2 separate regions of the Homo sapiens genome follow, and region 2 is linked to region 1. A link is a contact called in ENCODE Hi-C or POLR2A ChIA-PET data. All regions are on one chromosome and are shown on one strand. Each heading gives the region's core, a stretch centred on a gene start or an enhancer-like site at or near the end of the contact. The rest is flanking DNA. Distances are from core to core; before and after follow the strand shown. Region 1 holds the start of ZNF354C (zinc finger protein 354C). Region 2 holds the start of CNOT6 (CCR4-NOT transcription complex subunit 6).

The links. Hi-C counts contacts between places; a loop is a spot of excess contacts on that map. ChIA-PET counts read pairs that join two places held with the same protein, here RNA polymerase II (POLR2A). Pooled maps may share reads with other maps.
Region 2: a loop to region 1 is called in a map of CD8-positive, alpha-beta T cell, with 6 times the contacts of the local background. The contact joins the promoter of CNOT6 here to the promoter of ZNF354C in region 1. A Hi-C loop is called at or near these places in 1 of 168 maps with a recorded cell type or tissue (CD8-positive, alpha-beta T cell) and 3 of 50 pooled maps. POLR2A ChIA-PET finds 5 or more read pairs at or near these places in 1 of 52 experiments (activated T-cell).

Annotation. Positions count from the first base shown.
Region 1 is chr5:179,056,795-179,064,400 of GRCh38, forward strand. ZNF354C (zinc finger protein 354C) reads left to right here and starts at 3,579. Exons shown (of 5, transcript NM_014594.3): 1 at 3,579-3,872; 2 at 5,221-5,301. The coding sequence starts at 5,275. RefSeq lists an enhancer at 3,898-4,433.
Region 2 is chr5:180,489,813-180,497,418 of GRCh38, forward strand. CNOT6 (CCR4-NOT transcription complex subunit 6) reads left to right here and starts at 4,567. Exons shown (of 12, transcript NM_001370472.1): 1 at 4,567-4,951. RefSeq lists silencers at 4,307-4,506, 4,637-4,776, 4,947-5,046, 5,077-5,336.

The DNA.
Region 1 (7,606 bases), core at 2,329-4,828:
TCTCAAGATATGTCAGGGAAGTATGTTTTGGAGTGAATTATTTTGGTTGCCTTCACACTCATCTCTATCTCAAAACGTATTTATTCCTCTTATTATCTTTCCTCTCTCTCTTCCAGTAAAATTCAAGCTGCATTTGTGCACAGGTTTTGCCAGTTTTGCCCACTGGTGTATTTCCAGAATCTGGCACAATGCTAGGCACAGGATAAGTGTTCAACATAATTTTTGTTGTTGCTGAATGAATCAATAATGAAATCCTATACAGTAATGAAAAGGAATGAACTTTGCATGTATCAAGGTAGACTAATCTAAAAGTGTTTGTGTTGAACACATATATACACATGATACATATATGCATGTATATACACATGATATATATACATATATACACATATAGGCATATACACATATATATGCAGAAATCTTTATATAAAGGGTATCTGCTATATACATACATATTGTATATTGTATAAAAGTTGAATACAATGTACAATTGAAACTATACAATTGTATATTGTATGTATATAGCAGATTACCTTTATATACATACATATTGTATATTGTATGTATATAGCAGGTTGTCTTTTTATAAAGATTTAAAATGTTGCAAAAGTAAACAATGTTTAGGGACACATGCATGTGGAGTAATTATCAAACAAAACAAAGGAATGCTGAAAGCAACTCAGGAAAATGACTTGGGAGCACTGTGAACAAGGCTTCCAAATTTTGGGTAAATTTCTCTTTGGTAACCCAAGTGTTGGGTATGTGGGTATTTGTTTTATTATTATTAAACCATGGGCCTCGCACAGTGGCTCATGCCTCTAATCCCAGCACTTTGGGAGGCTGAGGTGGGCAGATCACGAGGTCAAGAGATCAAGACCATCCTGATCAACATGGTGAAACCCCATCTCTACTAAAAATACAAAAATTAGCTGGGCATGGTGGTACGTGCCTGTAGTCCCAGCTACTCAGGAGGCTGAGGCAGGAGACTGCTTGAACCTAGGAGGTAGAGGTTGCAGTGAGCCAAGGTCGCGCCACTGTACTCCAGCCTGGCGACAGAGTGAGACTCCATCTCAAAATAAATAAATAAATAAATAAATAAAAACAAAAATCTGTGCCTATGAATACATTATCTCCTGTGTATGGTACACATTAAAAGAATTTAAAATAACATAACTATCTTGTGGTTTTGATTTGCATTTCTCTGATGATTAGTAATGTTGAACATTTTTCATATACCTGTTGGCCATTTGAATGTCTTTTTGAGAAATGTCTATTCAGGTCCTTTGCCTATTTTTTTTTTTTTTTTTTTTTTTGAGGCAGGGTCTCACTCTGTCACCCTGGCTGGAGTGCAGTGGTGCTATTTTTGCTCACTGCAGCCTCAACCTCTGGGTTCAAGCAATCCTCTGCGCTCAGCCTCCTGAGTAGCTGGGACTACAGGCCTGCACTGGCATGCCTGGCTAATTTCGTTTATTTTTTGTAAAGACAAGGTCTCACTATGTTGCTGAGGCTGCTCTGGAACCCCTGGGCACGAGTGATCCATCCACTTCCGCCTCCCAAAGTGCCGGGATTACAGGCATGAGTCATTGTGCCCAGCCCTTTGCCCATTTTTAATGGGACTCTTTGTATACTGTTGTGGTTTTTTTTGTTTTGTTTTTTCTTTGAGATGGCATCTCGCTCTGTCACCCAGGCTGGAGTGCAGTGGCATGATCTGAGCTCACTGCAACCTCCACCTCCCAGGTTCAAGGAATTCTCCTGCTTCAGCCTCCCAAGTAGCTGGGGTTTCAGGCATGCACCACCACGCCTGGCTATTTTTGCATTTTTAGTAGAGACGGGGTTTCGCCACATTGGCCTGGCTGGTCACAAACCTGTTATTTGAATTCTTTGTATATACTGGGTATTAGTCCTTTGTTGGATGAGTAATTTATAAATATTTTCTCTCAAGTTGTTGCTTCACTCTGTTGTTTCTTTTGCTGTGCAGACACTTTTTAGATTAATATAGTTGTTTATTTTTCTTTTTGTTGCCTGTGCTTTTGAGGTCTTAGCCACAGACCTCAAAAGCACAGGCAAGAAAAAGAAAAATCTTTGCCTAGATCAATGTCCTGAAGAGTTGTCCCGATGTTTCCTTCTATCAGTTTTATAGTTTGGAGTCTTTAAATCTTTAATCTATCTGGAGTTGACTTTTATATATGTTGAGAGAGAAGGGGTCCAAGTTCATTCTTCTGCATATTATTATCCAGTTTTCCCCAGAACCATTTATTAAAGACGTAGTCCTTTCCTCATTGTGTGTTCTTGGCACCTTTGTTGAAAATCAGTTGGCTGTAAATGGGTGCACTGATTTCTGGGTTCTCTTATTCTGTTCCATGGGGGGGTGTGTGTGTCTATTTTTATACAAATATCATGCTCTTTTGGTTACTAACACTTTCTAATTAGATATAAGCTCACTCCAGTTAGAATGATTATTATTATAAAGACAAAAAAATGACAGATGCCAGTGAGGATTTGGGGAAAAGGGAACTCTTATACACTATTGGTGGGAATGTAAATTAGTACAGCCACTATGGAAAACAGTGTGGAGGTTTCTCAAAAAACTAAAAATGGAACTACCATACAATCCAGCAACCCTACTACTGGTAAAGGGAGAGAAATCAGTATATGAAAAGGATACCTGCACTCACGTTTGTCACTGCACTATTTGCAGTAGCCAAGATATAGACTCAACCTACCAGCAATAGATGAATGGGTAAAGAAAATGTCATACATAGACACAATGGAATACTATTCTGCCATAAAAATGAATGAAATAATGTATTCACAGCAACATGGATGGAGCCGAAGGTCATTATGTTAAGTGAAATAAGCCAGGCACAGAAAGACAAGTACTGCATGTTCTCACTTATATTCGGGAGTTAAAACACTTGATCTCATGGACATAGACAACAGGAGGATAGATACCAAAGGCCAGGAAGGCCAGAAAGGAAGGGGAATGAAGAGAGGTTGGTTATGGGTACAAACATACAGTTAGATGGAAGAAATAATTTCTAATATTTAATAGCAGACTAGGGTGACTATACTTGGCAATAATATTGTGTATATTTCAAAGTAAATCGAAGAGAGGGCTTGAAATGATACCAACGCATAAAAATGATAAATGCTTAAGGTGATGGATACCCCAAATACTGTGACTTGATGATCATTACAGTCTATGCACGTAACAAGCACTCACATGGACCCTATACATTATGTAAATTATTTTGTATCAACAGAAAAGTAATCACAACCAGCGGTGGGAGCTACAGCACACTGATCCTCCTAAATGAATCTAATTTCCGGTTTTGTTTTTTCAAACTACTCCGCTTGCTTAACAAGTGCGCGGGCTGTAGGCAGCACGGCCAGCAGCTGGAGACCTCCTGCCTCGTGTGCGGCGTGCGTACTCCCTCGCACTGCAGCCCCTCCGCGCACTGTCGCCTTTGAGAGCTCTCGTTGGCGGAGGCGGTTCCTCTCCCGGAGTTCGCAGCGCGCACCGCGGCGTCCCCTGGGAAGTGTAGTCGGCGTGGGGCCGGAGGCATGCCGGGAGTGGTAGTTCTCCCGCGGTTGGCGGGGTTTCGGGGACAGCTCGCGGCCTTTCGGGGGTTCTCCTGGCTTGGGCCATCCAGGCTTGGCTAGGATTGCCGGCCTGGGGTTGAGGCGCTCGCAGTGGTCTCTTCCGGGCCGGGGTGGATCCGGGCCTCTCCAGCGAGTGGGCGGCGTGCAGCCTCGTCTGGGCTTCTGGGACCAGCCCTACGCGGCTCGGGCCCCTTGGCCACTGGGTCCCGGGGCGCCGTCCGCGAGCGGCCTGGACTGCCGGAGACCCGCGGGAGGGAGCGCCTCGCCAGGTGAGCTGGGTGCGCCGGGCCGCTGGGGTGGGGATGCCAGCCTTTTGTCGTTGTTCATTCTGCGATTTTCTTCTGTGCATTTTCTTCTGAGTAACGGAAATAATAAAAGCAATAGCTGATGCCCGCCGAGAGCGCTCGGGTGCCAGGCACCAGACTAGCGCATCGCCCGAACGAACTCCGCGCATCCCTGCTAACAGATAGGGTGGCGGTACGCTGTTCCCGCTCTGTCAGGAGGAGACCGAGGCAGAGTGGCGAGGTCATTGCCCCAGATGTAACTGGGGCCTGGGGCTAGGATCAGGATTGCCTTCCCGGCCCTTATGACTTTGGGCAGGTCACGACCTCCTGGTTTTCAGTCTCCGTAACATCTGTAAATGTGAAGATTGAAAATACTGCGTGGAAAACACTCACCGCTTCCTGGGAGGAGGTGCGCTTCGTCGCGTAACCGAGGCCTTGTGTGGCAGCTTCCCCTGGGCTGGTCGAGGCACCCGCTGGAACTGGCCTGGCAGAGCCCCAGGTTGGCTCCATGCTAGGGGGCACCCTGAGTCGCCGCTGCAGATCGCGGGCCTGGAGGCCCTCACACTTGCCCGGCTGCCCCAGGCAGCCTCTTCCCTTGCTTTCTGTGGGGCGGGCACGGTTTCCACCTCTCCCACCTGGGGTTGGTGTTTGGGCAGCGACGGCTGTTTCTGGTTGTGGGTGCCATTAGAGGCGGCACCTGTGGAGTATTAGGAGGGACAGCAAAGCTCTGGCTTTGGGTGGGGACAGTGCCTTAATCCTGTTACCTTGGGTAAAGTGTGGTAAGGCCCGACGAAGATCTAGTAAAGAGGCTGGGAAAGCTGAGTGGTTGGATTATGCTCACAGTTTCTTGGGGAGAACACAGCACTCCACGGAAGGACCACTCAGGGCGAGCAGTGGGGTCTGTCACCAGGGTAGGGATGCGGGGAAGCCTCTTTATCGTGGCTACCATAGGGAGGAAAGGGTGAGGCAGGGCAGGCAGGATGAGGATCAGCTAGCTAGGCTGGGAAGTGGCGCCCCAGGAGACTGGATATTCATTGCGACTTTTAGGTGTGCAGTTCAAAGCTAGCGAAGGACTCCAGACATCCATGGGGGAGTCACGGTTTGCCTAGAGGTAGCTGAGAGGCCCGAAGGTGGAAGTTAAAGAGTCCAAGTGCAGAAATAGAAGTAGGGTTGGCACATTGCCCTAGTAAACTAGTAAACACTCTTCTTGCTTTACATCATTACGGGGGGTGGCTTTTTTGAGACCTGATGGACATTATGGGCGGTTGTAACTTCCTCTCTCCAAGCCATCTCCTGACGCCAGGGTTCCTCTTGACACCTTTTTCCTCTGCAGACCCACCGTGTCCACACTCTGCTCTCCCTGGGCAGGAAGACTGAGGAGGAAGGGATGGCTGTGGATCTGCTGTCTGCTCAGGTGAGAGTGAGTGAAGGTTGTCTTTTTCATCAGTTGGCTTCTGGATTCAGAGATGGTAGACATGTTTCCAGACTTTGTCCAGGTACTTTTTGGTCCAACCAAAACGATGAAGAATCCGGAACCTCAAAAGTTTTTCCCAGTGTCTTGGGCTTAGCAAGGGGCTGCTGAGGAATGTGCCTCTTTTGTCCCGAGACTACTCTTAATTCACCCCGCTCACTCTGTGATCCACATTTGAGGCAGTTCTGAGCATATGCTTCCCACTACACTGGTGCTGGGTGGGGAGAATGGGGCATGAAGCAGTCTCTGTCTTCATAGAGGATATAGTCACACTTGGGGCTAAGATGTGGAAGGGCCGGAAGACAGCCTCCACAAGCATTTATTGAGCCCTATGTACAGGATCCTGTGCAGCACACGGGATGGAAAGAGGAAAGCTGTCATTTCCATCTTCTGGGAGTTCGTGGTATCGATCTTAGGAAACATGATTAAATGTTCAGGGGAAATATCCCAGAAGTGGGGGCATTCTGAGTTTATACTGGAGGCCAGGACTGATATTGGTGCTTAGAGAAGACTAAGGGCATCCCAGAAGGAGTTCAGCGTGGTTTGGGCTTTGAAGCCCAGAAGGAGGCAGGCCTGGGGCCTTCCCCTCCCAGTGCAGCGGGGATGTTAAGCTGTCCAAATGTCCATCTCACCTGTCTGATTGATTCCTCTATTTCCTTCTCTGATTCTTTTCTTTTTTCTCTGCTAGTTTAGCCTCTCTACCTGGGCTCTTTTTTCTTGTTCTTTCCCCATTTAAGATCCATTTTCATTACTTTAACCCTCAGCGTTCTGAGTATCTTCCCCAAATCTGTCCTCAGGCCTGACCTTTTTCCTAGCATTCCTGTCTGTCATTCCGACGTGGAAGTCCCATCTTTCCTTCAACACCAGCTCCCTTTCCTCTAGTCCCCTCCCTTCTGTGCATTTTTTCTGCCATACTCCAAAGCCTATTCTTCATTGACTCCTTTTCCAATAGCCCATAGGCTGGAAATGTGGACTCAGGAGCTTGACTTCATGGCTTCAAATCCAAGCTAGGGATGTAGCCCTGAGCAAGTTATTTTATCTCTCTGTACCCCATTTCCTCAATTTTGGTGGGGTTAATAATATACATACATGACTGAGTTGCTATGAGCATTAGTAACAGTAGTAGCTGGGCACAGTAGCTCACGCCTATAATCCCAGCACTTTTGGGAGGCCAAGACAGAAGGATTGCTTGAGCCCAGAAGTTTGAGACCAACCTGAGCAACATAGTGAGGCCTTGTCACTATACAAAATTAAAAATAAAGTAGCTGGGTGCAGCAGCACCTATAGTCCCAGATACTAAGAAGGCTGAGGTAGGAGGATCACTTGAGCCCAGGAATTCGAGGCTGCAAGTGAGCTATGATTGTGCCACTGCACTCCAGCCTGGGCACGAGAGTGAGACCTTGTCTCAAAAAGAACCCCAAAAAGTAGTAATTACAAGCATATTTGCTGTGAGCCAGGTTCTATGTATTACTATGTATAAAAATATCTATTCCTTTCATATAGTAAGTCATTTAATCCTTACAAGAGGACTGTTAATATCTGGATTGTACAGATGAGGAGACAGGCACAGAGAAGCAAGTAACTTGATCAAGGTCACACAGCTGGCTTTTGATCCCAACAAGACAGTCTATACTGTTAGCATCATGCTCTGAAAAAGTACATTTAAAATGCTGAGAGAAGTGCATGGCACGTATTAAGACCTCCATAAATTCCAGCTGTTACTATGATCAGTATCAGTAACAGCAGCAGCAGCACTATTTTAGGACCTGCCAGATTTGGTGTGCTTCGCCTCACTAGGCCTGATTCCTTAATTAGAAGCAGATGGATATTTCAGGAAACCAAGACGTAAAGACCAGCAAAATGCAGTGCACAGGAATATCCAGCTATTACCTGGGCTATCTGCTGCCCAAAGGTAGGGTTGTTCGCTATCTGAGCTCGCCTACATCCACAGCAGGAGAGACTTACTTCATTTTAGCCAAGGGCAGAGGTAGGTTTGTTTGCAACTCAGAGCCAGTTTTTGTTGTTGTTGTTTTTGGAAGGGGTGACAGCTGATTCAATATCTAATCCTTTTGTGGGTTTTTGTTGTTGTTGTTGTTGCTTTTTTTTAGAGACAGAGTTTTGCTCTGTCGCCCAGGCTGGAGTACAGTGGTGCGATCTCGGCTCACTGCAGGCTGGAAGGAACTCTTGGGCTCCTGCGATCCTCCTGCCTTGGCTTCCCAAAGTGCTGGATTATAGGTGTGAGCAACTG
Region 2 (7,606 bases), core at 3,317-5,816, 1.4 Mb after region 1:
TAGCACTTTGGGAGGCCGAGGCGGGCAGATTGCTTGAGGGCAGGAGCTGGAGACCAGCCTGGGCAACAAGGTGAAACCCCATGTCAACAACAACAATTAACGGGGTGTGGTGTATGCCTGCAGTCCCAGCCTCTCCGGAGGCTGAGGTGGGAGGATCACCTGAGCCCAAGGAGGTTGAGACTGCAGTGAGCCGTGATCATGCCACTGCACTCCAGCCTGGGTGACAGAGTGAGAACCTGTCTCAAAAATACAGTAACATAAATAAATATAGGCCGGGTACAGTGGCTCACACCTGTAATCCCAGCATTTTGGGAGGCCGAGGCGGGTAAATCACGAGGTCAGGAGTTCAAGACCAGCCTGGCCAACGTGGTGAAACCCCGTCTCTACTAAAAATACAAAAATTAGCTGGGTGTGGTGGTGTGCCTCTGTAATCCCAGCTACTCGGGAAACTGAGGCAGGAGAATTGCTTGAATCTGGGAGGTGGAGCTTGCAACAAGCCGAGATTGTGCCACTGTGCTCCAGCCTGGGCAACAGAGCAAGACTCTGTCTCAGGGAAAAAAATAAAAAAACAAAAATAAGTAAATAAATATGAAAGAAGTGCTCAAGCAGATCCTGAACTCCAGTCGAACAGGTGATGCCAACCAGTTTGAAGACCCCCAACCCTTGCCCAAAGGAACCAATCAGCATGAGAATCAGCACGGCTTCATCCTGCTCTCCTTGACAAACCAGCAATCTCCATTCTTCAGCCCACTCCAAAACCCTTGAAAATCCTAGCCCCAAACTCATCAGGGAGGCAGATTTGGTTTCTTCTTGTCTCCACATCCAGTGGCCCTAGGATTCAAACCTCCTCTGCTGCAGCCTGGTGTCTTGGCGCATTGACTTGCTGTGCACATCGGATGATGACCCTATTCTGGTGACGCATCCCTCTGTGCAACGCATTTACTGGTCAAATTAGAATTATTTTGGTTGTAAGCTACAGAAGCCAAACTCAAACTTAAGCGAAAAAAAAAAAGTATTGGTTTGTATACCTGGAATAGGTTCTGGTATAGGTCACGAGCTAAAGGAAAAAACTACTGAAACAAGTTGTCAGGCCCTTGCTCTGAGACTCCACATCTTCACCAGTGTCTCATCTCTCCATGTGGTGGGGAAGATGGCACTGGCTGCCACCAATTCATGCTGTCCTCGCTTAGCACGTATCAATCCCAGACTGGTCCTGCTTTGGTACTGCCTGACTGCAGTAGAAACAAGGCCCAGGCCAGGCCAGTGAGAGCCTGCCCTGGGTCTTTGGCTGGAATCATTAGGAAAGAAGCACCTTCTCTAAGCGGAGAAGCTGGTAGAATCTAAGCCTGCAGGTGTTGGTGGCATCTTTCCCGCTTGTGAGGCCTGCAGAGAGAACAGGATGGAGGGTGGGAGGTGAGATCGATTCTTGATGCCACCTTACAATGCCTGAATGGTTCAGCATTCCCTCTTTCAATTCAATTCCCTCCTTCTTGCAAAGAAATATTGAGTTGTGAGTTTTATAACTTGCAATGGGAGGTCTGGCCTAACATGAGGGGCACTTTGATCTGGCCTGAAAGGGTGAGTAGGTATTTTGCGGGGTTCTCCTCGGATATGCAGAAAGAAAAGGGCATGCACAGCAGAGCCACTATCGTACCCTCCTGGTGGCAGCAAGTCTCCCCAGAGGGCTCCAATTAGTCCACCCCGCCCTGCATGCACGCGCAGCTCCTCCACAGCTTATGTCCTCTCCTCTTGAATCTGGCTTGGGCTTGTGCCTGCTTTAATTCATAGAATATTGAGGAAGTGGCCTTCTTCAGAAGGCCTGGCAGCTTCGCTTTCCTCTTGGAGCCCCTGGTTGTCATGTAGGAAGTGCAGGATCACCTCCTGCTGGGGAAAGGGGCCACACACAAAGGCTGAAGGATGAGACACTGCGGGGGAGGCCTCGTTAGGGGGCAGCGAGGTGCCAGACATTCAACACCCAGCTGCCACCTTTGGTATAGGCATGAGGCCCCAAGGGTGAACATCAGAATCATGAGATACAGTAAAACTGTTGCTTTATGCTACCAAGATTTTGTGCAACAAGACCTCCCCTCCTCCATACAGTCGTGCCAGTCACAAGGGAATTGCTCCCTCTGTTTTTTGTTTTGTTTTGTTTGAGTTTTTTTTTTTTTTTTTTTGAGACAGTCTTGCTCTGTTGCCCAGGCTGGAGTGCCATGGCGCAACCTTAGCTCACTGCAACCTCTGCCTCCTGGATTCAAGCGATTCTCATGCCTCAGCCTCCTAAGTAGCTGGGATTACAGGTGCCCGCCACTGCACCCAGCTAATTTTTTTTTTTTTTTTTGTATTTTTAGTAGAGACGGGGTTTTGCCATGTTGGCCAGGCTGGTCTCGAACTCCTGGCCTCAAGTCATCTGCCCGCCTCGGCCTCCCAAAGTGCTGGGATTACAGGCGTTGAGTCCCCGCACCGGGCTGAGGTAGCTGCCTCTGGCCAAATTACAAAAAGGCACCCAGGCTGGAGCACAGACGGCCAGGGCACTCACACAGGGAGGAGAGGCCCTGCAGGGTGTCTGTCCCATTGGCCCCTCAGCCTGGGATACTCTGTACAGCACAGGGCCGCACAACTCCCTGCTGTACAGGAGGAGGTTGTGGAGGGATGGCCACAGGCAGCTTACTGGTCTACATGTGTTCTTCCTGACTCCTAAACTTCTGCACTGCTCTGTCTTTGCCCAGTGTCCTATGGCGCTAGAGGCCTGGGCTGTCACTCCTGATGTCATGGCAGTGCCAAGCGATGACCATCCCAAGGCCGTGCTGGGGAGAGGGGGATCATCTTCACCTCTGAACAGCTTTTGTCCCTCATCCTTTCCTTGCCCTTCCAGCCAGGTCTCCTCCACCCCAGGCAACAGCAACCCATTTCCCACATCCCCAGCTCTCAACAGCCTTCACTGAAGCAGAAGCCTCGGTTTGTTGCTACTGTTAGTTCCTGGAACCTGTCTCACTCTCATTTCTTCAGGGTTGATTTTCCAGGAAGCAGTTAGCAGCCTATCCTAGTTTGCCACATAGGTGGGCAGGCAGCTTTCCTTTTCCTTCACGCCTTCAACATATAGCTCAAATTTTTTTTTTTTTTTTGAGACAGGGTTTCGCTCTTGCTGCCCAGGCCTGAGTGCAATGGTGCGATCTCCGCTTACTACAACCTCCGCCTCCCAGGTTCAAATGATTCTCCTGCCTGCCTCAGCCTCCCGAGTAGCTGGGATTACAGGTGCAAGCCACCAGACCTGGCTAATTTTTTGTACTTTTAGTAGGGACGAAGTTTCGCCATGTTGGTCAGGCTGTTTTCCAACTCCGGACCTCAGGTGATCTGCCCCCCTCGGCCTCCCAAAGTGCTGGGATTACAGGCGTGAGCCACCGCGCCCGACCAATATACCTCCAATATTAAGTCTGTTGGGTGTTATTCTTGCCCCTAGACTGTGAGCTTACTCAGGGCTGGGTGGGGTCTGATTCATCTCTGTGCCCTGACCATCAGTCAACTAATATTTCTTGATGTAAGCATCATGAATCAGCCCAGTCATTTCTCTGCTGACCTTCAAACACCAGAGTTTGCCCTGAACACCTTTTGATCTTGGAGCACAGCAGCTGCTGTCCGTTACCCAGGCTAGGACCCCAGCACCAAAACTGTCCATTAATGTAATGGAATGAATTACCATTAATAGGCTGAAGTGGTATGTTAACTTACTCTTCTTTGTATAATTGAGGAAGGAATAATATTCGACTGTTCACGATTGAATGTCTTGTCTTTAGGCAGATCAAGATACTGGCTCCGGTCAAATACTGTGTTTCGACGTGATTGACAGGCGAAGGCTTAAGGAAAAGGAAGAGGAGAAAAAAAGGGGAGGACGATCAAGGAAAAGAGGAGATAAAAGTGGACAACCCAGCCGGGCGCGGTGGCTCACGCCTGCCATCCCAGCACTTTGGGAGGCGGAGGTGGGCGGATCACGAGGTCAGGAGATGGAGACCATCCTGGCTAACACGGTGAAACCCCGTCTCTACTAAAAATACAAAAAATGAGCCGGGCGCGGTGGCGGGCGCCTGTAGTCCCAGCTACTCGGGAGGCTGAGGCAGGAGAATGGTGTGAACCCGGGAGGCGGAGCTTGCAGTGAGCCAAGATCGCCCCACTGCACTCTGGCCTGGGTGAAAGAGCAAGACACCGTCTCAAAAAACAAAAAAAAAGTGGACAACCTGGGGCGGAAAAAGAAGTAGATGAAAAATGGAGGAGCGCTAAGGAGAGGAGAAAACAGAAGTGCCAAGGCAGGAAAGGAGCGAGGAGAGCGGGAACAGAAGGAGACGAAGGATGGACGGAGAGGAAGGGATGGAGGGCGGCAGGCAGGGAGGCAGGGCCCGCAGCGCGCCGGGCCGGTCCACCGCTCTCCAGCGCGGGGGTAAGGGGGCGGGGCCTGGGCAGCTGCGTGCCGGGAGCGACCCCCGCACCGAAGGGCGGATGGTTGTGCCCGGCGACGGCGCCCAATGAGCGGCCAGGATGTTGGAGCGCCGGCGGCGGTCCGGGCGCTCGCTGGCTGAGGGACGGCGGCCGCCGCCATGATGCTTGTTTGCTTTCAATGAAAACGAGGGGGGCGCGGAGGAGGAGGCGGCGGCGTCGGTGGCGGCGGCGACGGCGGCGCGGAGGCGAAGGCAGCGGCGGGCGCAGCGAGGAGGGCGAGGCCGGGGGCCGAGAGGGCGGGAGGGCGTAGTGGCGGCCCGTCGGGGCGGCTGAGGCGGGCAGCCGAAGCAGTGGCTCTCGGAGGGGGAACAAAGAGCAGCGACTAAGGCGGCAGAGGAGCGGCGGCGGTGGCGGCGCTGCAGCAGCGGGCGGGACTGGTATGGTGGTTCCACAGGGCAGACCCCGCTGCACTCACAGGGAGGAGGAGGCGGCAGCGGCGGAGGAAGGCGGCGCACCCCGAGAGGTGAGCGAGGCAGGCCGGAGGCCCGGTCGGGGCGCCGCTCCTCTCTCCGGCCGCGCACGGACCGCCCCCCGTCGGCCGGGCTCGGTCGCGGGCAACTTTCGTTTCGTGGGCGGCGGTCCCGCTGCTCCGCAAGCTGGCGGCTGTTGGGGGCCCCTTCGACGCGCCGCGATCGCGCCCCGCCCCGGGCCGCGCCCCCGGGCCGAGTCCCTGGGAGGGGGGCGTTGATTGACGGCGGCGGCGGCGGCGCGCAGAGGGGAGAGGGTCGGCGCTGGGCTCCCGGATCCCGGCCGGTCCCGGCTGCCGTCGTCGGAGGAGGCGAGTCCGTGTCCCGGGACTCGTGGCCAAGATGGGTGGCAACTTTTGAGAAGCGCCTCTGTGGGTGGCGCGCTGTGTGGAGTGTGGAGCTTCGCGCTCCGTGGCCACAATTACTGTCAAGCGGGAAACCAACTGCTTACCCCCTCCCCTAAAATGTTTTTAAAATTCAGTTTAACGCAGATTTTGAGGGAGAGGACGGGGTGGATTACAGGTTAAAGAAGCACTTGGCATGCAATGAGGATGCTTATTTTATAGTATTGCGAAGGATTCGGAGATTGTACTGGTTTCTACAAGCAGTTTTCTCTGGTAACCCAAATTGCATCCCTCCTTTTTGTTTTTCAGCACTAATCGCTATTTTCTTTGGAAACTTCCTTTGATTCTTTACCTCCTTCACCTTCCCCGAAGAGCCTGCTAACCAACACCTGTGGCCTTCTGTTTTTAACTGTTGTTGCCATTGACAGCGTTGTGAATGGTCATCTCGCTCGAGCTCTTTGGATTTGTTGTTACTGTGTAAGCTGATGTGTTTTAGATAATCTGCTTCAATTTGAGTTCCCATACTTACCTGTTTTCCAGGTGGATTGTCTCATTGTTAGTGCTGAATCTTCTTGCCTACTTGTATCTGGGAATTTAACTTTGAAGAGGAAGAGAGTGAATATGAATAACTGAAAAATAAAATGGTGTGTAGTAGCACTTTGTATTTTTTACAATATACTAGAATTTACTACTCTAGAACAGATTAGTAGGCTGTAGGAGTGGACGTGGGCCATTGATCAAAAGGGTTTAAAGGCTTTTTTGGGGAATTGCTGTTAAGACATTTATCACAGTCTTTATTTAATTTATTTATTGTTTTTGAGACAGGATCTCACTCTGTCACCCAGGCTGGAGTGCAGTGGCACAGTTCTCGGCTCACTGCAGCCTTCGCCTCCTGGGTTCAAGCGATCCTTTTGCCTCACCCTCCTGACTAGCTGGGACTACCGGCAGACACCACCACGGCTAATTTTTTAATTTTTTGTAGAGCCTTGCTCTGTTGCCCAGGCTGGTCTCCGACTCCAGGGCTCAAGCGATCTTCCTTCCTTGGCCTCCCAAAGTGCTGCAATTACAGGCATGAGCCAACATGCCTGGCCATCACAGTGTTTAGAATGTGATGACTTTTAGAGTAAAATTTAGAATAAAAATTGCTTAATATCTTTAGATCTGTGATCTACTCCAGGTGTTTTGCTTTAAACAAAATACATGAACAGCTGCTAATGAGAAGACAGACCTTTCTAGGTGGAGGTGACTTGCCCATGGTACTGTAATGAGGAGGGAAAGGACCGGGTTTGTGTGCGTGTGAGAGCGCATGAGTGTGCGACCTAATCGCTAGAGGTTTGTTCTTTTGGGAGGAGGGAGGGTATGTTAATGGTTGGAAGTTATTTCAGGTCACTTCTCAGTCGATGAACGAGATGCTGAACGAAATGATCAAAAAAGATGATGCAATTGCCAGGCATGGTGGCTCACCGTGTAATCCCAGCGCTTTGGGAGGTTGAGGAAGGAGGATGGCTTGAGCCCAGGTGTTTGAGACCAGCAAAACCCTGTCTCAGAAAAATATAAAGTAACATATATAAAGTCTGTGATAACTGTCACAACGTAGTGAGACCTTGTCTTGATCACTTTATAAAAACGGTGACGAAAGACAGATTTTCTTGTGAGACTGAAGATTTTCTCTGAAAGTCAATCATTAGGTAATTTCCATAGTGTCTTGATAGTGGTGATGCAGCCCAAGCGGCTCCTCTTGAATGCCTGTTCAATTTGTAGGTATTTTCAGGTTGCTTAAATGTTGTTGGCAAAGTAAAACTACAATTATTGGGAAATTTCAAACTTTTGAGCAGACATAAGGTTGGTTTATAGAACTTGGTCCTAACTACAAATGTGTAAAGGCGTTGTAGGAATTTGCCCACTGTACATGTAGTTTAAAAGTATGCATTTTATGCCAGGCGCGGTGACTCACGCCTGTAATCCCAGCACTTTCGGAGGCCGAGATGGGTGGATCACCTGAGGTCAGGAGTTCGAGGCAAGCCTGGCCAATATGATGAAACCCTGTCTCTACTAAAAATACAAAATTAGCCAGGTGTGGTGGCGCATGCCTGTAATCCCAGCTATTCAGTAGGCTGAGGTGGGAGAATGGCTTGAACCTGGGAGGCAGAGATTGCAGTGAGCCAGGATCACGCCACTGCACTTCACCCTGGGCAACGAGTGAAACTCCGTCTCAAAAAAAAAAAAAAAAAGTATGCATTTTGGTGAATGCTTAGACATTCCAGTACCTATATTTGCCTTCTTATATTCTTTAAATGATAAACCTTT